2 separate regions of the Homo sapiens genome follow, and region 1 is linked to region 2. A link is a contact called in ENCODE Hi-C data. All regions are on one chromosome and are shown on one strand. Each heading gives the region's core, a stretch centred on a gene start or an enhancer-like site at or near the end of the contact. The rest is flanking DNA. Distances are from core to core; before and after follow the strand shown.

Region 1 (2,700 bases), core at 91-2,590, 1.1 Mb after region 2:
TTCCGAATTAGCTCAGAGCTCCCGGCGGCCCTGCCCCCTCCTGCCGCCAGGAGCTCACCTGGAGAGGCCAGGCCAGCCCTGGGCACAGCCTCCCGCCCCAGGCCGTGGAGTTCACTAGGTCTGAGCCCAGCCCTGAGACTTCACAGGGATGCACCCATCTGCAGTCCTCCCAGCCTCGGCGGCCTCCTCTGCAAATGGGATTGGCCCATAACCTGGAGGAATTAGGATGACCATGGGAACTCAAGTCCCTTCTGTGCCCCCGTCCTAAGATTTCCATGGCAACTGGGGCCGCGAGGCCTCTTAGGGAAGACACTGACGCAAGCTCTCAGGGCAGGACCCCGTAGGCAGCACCCAAGCCTGCCCTCGCCCACCCCATGTTCTCAGCCCTAGGAGTGGGTGCCCCCACACGCCCACGACCCCTCAGCGCTCGGAGCCTTGAGGAGCCCACCAGGCACTGAGGACACTTGAAGCCCCTCTCTCTCGAAAGGCGTGGTCCCCCATGGTCGGCGGCCCCGCGACCCGCAGGCCAGGACGAGGGGCGCGCTCCTCCTGGCCTGGCGCCTACCTTGATGGTGGTGAACTCCTTCCTCCAGGGCAGCAGGTACAGGTGCACCGCGGCGAGCTCCAGAAGCTCGAAGGCGCGAGCCAGGCCGCGTAGCGCGGGCGCCAGGTCGGCGCGGCCCCACAGCCCGTCGGTGAGCAGAGCCAGCGCGTCGTCCTGCAGCGCCCCGTGCAGGTCGAAGTCCTCCACCAGGATCTGCCAGAGCACCGCGCGCAGCGAGGGGTCCCCGCACACGCCCGCGCGGCCCCGTCGCAGCTCGCGCTCCAGGCACTGGCGGTAGTCCTCGGACAGCGAGCTGCTGCCCATCCTGCGGCGGACGGGGGTCGGGGGGGTCAGGGACCTAAGGCCGCGCCCAGCCCGCCGCGCTCTCCCCGAACCCTCACCCAGCGTCCCCAGGACCCCTCGAGCCTGGAGACCCCGCCCCCAGCGGCTGGGCGCCCCCGGTATCTTCGGCACCCCCTACGCTGGAGACCTCGGCCCCATCAGCTGCCCGCCCACCCAGCGATCCAGGCCCCTCCAGTTGAGCGCCCCCGCACCTCCAGCCCCTCCCTCCAGCCTGGGTACCTCGGCCTTCCAGGGGCGCCCCCGGTTATCGACCGCACCCTTCTCTAGAGACGCGCTTCCGCCCGCTGAGCCCTCTCCCGACCAGAGCCCCTTCGCCCGGCAGATGGAGCTGCGGATCCCGCGGGTGACGGCGCTACCTGTCTGTCCCCAGCGGTCTCCGGCCGCCGCGGATCAGTTCGGGCCTCCCCGCGCGCCGCGCGCTTCCGCCGGGAGTCGGCTCCGCCCGGGGTCCGCGGCCGTGACGCTGGGGGCGGGGCGGGGCTTGGCGCAGGCCCCGCCTCCGAATAATTTAGGAGGGGCGGGGCCTGGTGAAAGGGGAGGAGGAGGTGTCAGCCCGGCCGAGCCCCTGCGCGAGGCACCCCGAGAGCCTCCTGTCACCGCGTCGCCCGTCTCCTCGCGGGACCGGTATCGTTCACGACGCCGCTGGGCCGAGGGCTGCGGGCTCATGGCAGGCGCTCAGGGAACGTTGTGCCTGGGCCGCTCCTCCCCACGAGACAGGGACCCAGCCCCAGGCGACCCGGCCGCGGGGAAGCAGGTGCGCGGGCTCGTCCCCTGGGGGGTGGGGCCACCGGCATTACCTGGCGGGGATTGGCTGGATCCTGGGAAGAGCCTTTCCTGCGGGGCGGGGCCACCTGCATTACCTGGCGGGGATTGGCCGGATCCGGGGGCGGGCCTCCCCTGTGGGGCGGGGCCATCCCCTTGAGGGAGGGGCCCGCGGCACGGAAGGTGGGCGGAAGGACAAGCCTTTCAGCCTCGTCTGAAACAGCAGCCTCAGGTGGATGCGGGGACCTCAGATTCTGTTTATGCTGGCTCCGCTTCCCGGCCTCCTGCACTTGCCATCTGCAGCCCTTGAGAGCATCGTCTGGGCGGGTCTCTGAGGCAGGGCGAAGCCGCCCCCCTCTCTAGGCTAAAAGCTGACCTGGGCTGCGGATCCACCCAGGCTAAATCTGGGCCACGACTTCCCGGGGACGTTTTCTTCGCTCGGGTTCCTCTGTTCTGTGCTACAGCCACTTTCTCGCATTGCCCAGAAGTAGAGGAGGATGAGGGAGACCCTTGGAGGTCCCAGCCGAAACCCACCCCTACCCCACACCCCCGCTTTGGGCAGGCTTTGCTACTTCACGTCTGTGTCCCTCATCTCTCCAGGCCACCAAAACCAAGGCCCAAGTTTGTTGAAACTTTCCCTGGGCCTGGGCGGCGAGGTCCCCCCTTTTTCTTAGATTTTTTACCTGGAAGTTCCCTGCTGGCATCTTAGAAATAGTGATCATGACCGGGTGCGGTGGCTCACGCCTGTAATCCCAGCACTTTGAGAGGCCGAGGCGGGCGGATCACCTGAAGTCAGGAGTTCAAGACCAGCCTGGCCAACATGGTGAAACCCCGTCTCTATTAAAAATACGAAAGTTAGCCGGGCGTGGTGGCACATGTCTGTAAGCCCAGCTACTTGGGAGGCTGAGGCAGGAGAATTACTTGAACCTGGGAGGCAGAGGTTGCGGTTGCAGTGAGCTAAGATCGTGCCACTGCACTCCAGCCTGGGTGACAGAGCGAGAATGTCTGGAAAAAAAAATCGTGATGCAGTC
Region 2 (2,700 bases), core at 201-2,700:
TGGCATTTGAATTGAGAAATAAATGAGACAGCCATGAGGCTCTGCAGAAGCAGCAGCTTGTGCCGAGGCCCTGGGGCACGCTCAGGAGATCTAGGAACAGAAAGGAAGCACGGCAGCTGGAGGAGGGGGCCGGAGAGCCGGGAGGCCAGGGCGGGCAGTGCAGGGCGTCCAGTCTGGCTCTAACTCTTCGGGCCAGGAGCCCCTGGAGGGTTTCAGCAGGAGGCCAGACTAGAGCCCAGGTCTCCTGGCTCCCAGCTGGGTGCCCTCAGTCCGTCTACTTCCTGTAGGGAGTGCGGGGCAGGCAGGGTGAGTCTCACGGGGCAGCTCTGGGGAGAGCTGTCTGAACTGACCCACCGACTTCTTGGCCGCTGACTCGAAGCAGGCGGTCACTTTCCTGGGCACAGGACAGGCTGCAGGGCCCCGTCCTCCAGCCCTCCCACCCTGAGGTCTCTGCTCCCACTCCAGCTGCCACGCACCCTCCAGACAACAGGGAGGGCGCTCAGAGCCCCAGGGGAGTGGTGGCAGCGGGCCCCTCCTCCTCACCCTCAGCCCCCAGGCCCTTCCCAGGCACTCCTCCCCCGGTGCAGGTCCTTCCTGGAGCTGCTGCAGTGGTGCCTCTGCCCTCAGACCTCGCCTGAGCCCAGCCTCACCCGTGCTGGGCCAGACACTCCCTGGCCCTGGTCCCGAGAGGGTCCATTTCCAAATGGAGTCCGCTGCCCTCACCAGAACCTCTGAGCAAATGCACAGGAGGGTGACTGGGGGCTGTGCCATCCCACCCCAAGAGCAAAGTGCCTGTGCAGCTGGGCTGGGCAGGGCCGTCACTGGGTGGTTTCGGCGCCTTGTGAAATCTCAGACCGCCTCCAGCGCAGACTCCAGATGAGAAGGGCTGAGCCCCAGGGCATGAGCCCATTCCCCACCCCAAGCCCAGGGAGAGCGACCTCCAGGCCAGCTGGCTACCGAGGGGCAGGGGAGCTTCTCCCGATGCCCAGGCCGGAGCCCCCACTCGGGGGCTTCGGGGCGGTGACCCCGGAAACCACCGGGGCTGAACCGCCTCTTCCCCTGCGCTGCAACTTCCTCCTTCGCGGAGTCGGGGGACCGAGAGAAGGGAATGGGGGAGGGGCGCCGCGCTCCGCAGGGTCTGCAAGGGAATTACTGGGGGTCTCAGAACTCCTCCTTCCAGCCCGCGGCCTGAGGGTCCCGCCCCCGTTCCCCGCACCCTCCTGGCCTGACCCCGGCCCGGCCTGGCCCGCCTGGCGCCCCACTTCCCCACCCTGTAAGTAGCCCGAGGTCCCGGCTGGGGTCTTGGGACACCCCTCCAGGCTGCAGCCTCCACCGTCCCTGACGTGCACTCACTCAGGCCGGACGCCAGCGCCTGTTCGTTGGCCCACATGGCCCACTCGATCTGCCCCATGGCGACACGAACCCGGCTGGGACACTGCTAGGCGCGCACTGCCGCCCCTGCGCTCCCGGCCGAACCCCGCCCCGCCCAGGCCCCGCCCCCAGCCCCCCAGGTGACCGCGGCTGGGCGGAGACCCGCATCTGTAGGGTGCAGGGCTGTCCCGGAGCCTTCTGCCCCCGCCCTCTCTAGCCACGCCGAGGCATAGGAGGGGCCCTGCCCGGCAGCCCCAGCCCAGGCGGGGAGTTCCTGCGCTTCCCCAGGGCTTCCCAAACTTCAGCTCTCAAACACTGACAAGTGCCCCTGCCCAATGCTCCGGACCCAACCGAGGGTCCCGTGTCAACCAGGCGTCTATTAATAGCAGGACAAGGTGTGAAGGTCGGCTTCCTGAGCAAATCGGCCTCTCCAGAGCCTTGGGGGGTGGGGGAGTCACCCCTACAGCCCGGGAACACCTCTGCACCCTGATGCTACCAAGGACAAGGGTGGCCTCCCCATGGGGACCAGAGGCCCAGCCCCCATTTCCTCCCCCTGGCTCTGGGCTGGCACAGGCGTGGCCTGGGTCAGACACTGCAGGGGGCCTCCCGTCACCAGGTCACTGAACTGTGACTGAGACTCGAGGGAGGGGACAGGATGTGTACAACTGGGAAAGCACAGAATGCAGGGACGGCCCCGTCACGTCCGGCCTGGGTACGGGAGGCAGGGGCTGGCGTGGGGGTGGTGAGCCCAGCGCCCATGGGAAGACTTTAGACCTGGGGTTGCTCCTGAGGGTCCCACCTGAGCCAATGTGGGGTTTGAGGGGAGCCCCTCTGTGGCTCTGCCCAGCCTGCCCCTCCCCCAGGCCCTCATGGGGCACACCTGGACTCCCTGACAGGTGCCAGGGTCACTCAGAGCAGGAACCCCGGGATGCTGGTTTACGAAACAGAAAAACGGCGGAGGCCGGAGGCAGCAATGCTGGTTTATTCCCCATGGCCACCGGGGCCGCACTGGTGCCCACTCCTGCCACCATTCCAGCCACACCCAGGCCGTGGGCAGCCACCCTCCGAGACACCTGGGCCGGGGGCAGGGTCTCAGCAGAAGCGCCGTGGGCAGCCACCATCCGAGGCACTTGGTGGTTTCCTGAGGCCCAAGGAGGCTGCTCCCAGCACGGTGACCCCTTCCCTGGTCCGCTGGAGGGACCACCTCCCCACTGAGCTCCTTTCTCAGAGAACTGGGCATAGCCAGAGCTGGGGTGAGAAAGCCCTTCAGCCCTGCTGCACCGAGGCTCTGCCAGTTCTCATACCCCCTCCCCATCCCATCTTGGCAAA

Evidence for each region. A loop is a pair of places that touch in the nucleus more often than their neighbours do. Pooled maps may share reads with other maps.
Region 1: a loop to region 2 is called in a pooled map, with 8 times the contacts of the local background. The contact joins the promoter of SPATA2L here to the promoter of CYBA in region 2. A Hi-C loop is called at or near these places in 2 of 168 maps with a recorded cell type or tissue (CD8-positive, alpha-beta T cell and ascending aorta), 1 of 37 single-sample maps with no recorded cell type and 11 of 50 pooled maps.

Annotation. Positions count from the first base shown.
Region 1 is chr16:89,700,365-89,703,064 of GRCh38, forward strand. It overlaps SPATA2L (spermatogenesis associated 2 like), which reads right to left and starts at 1,341. Exons shown (of 3, transcript NM_152339.4): 1 at 1,264-1,341; 2 at 566-869. The coding sequence starts at 868. RefSeq lists silencers at 947-1,046, 1,217-1,936.
Region 2 is chr16:88,649,603-88,652,302 of GRCh38, forward strand. CYBA (cytochrome b-245 alpha chain) reads right to left here and starts at 1,451. Exons shown (of 6, transcript NM_000101.4): 1 at 1,354-1,451. The coding sequence starts at 1,411. It overlaps MVD (mevalonate diphosphate decarboxylase), which reads right to left. Exons shown (of 10, transcript NM_002461.3): 10 at 2,338-2,700. RefSeq lists enhancers at 1-684, 685-1,578, 1,579-2,473, 1,901-2,050 and silencers at 1,061-1,210, 1,361-1,640.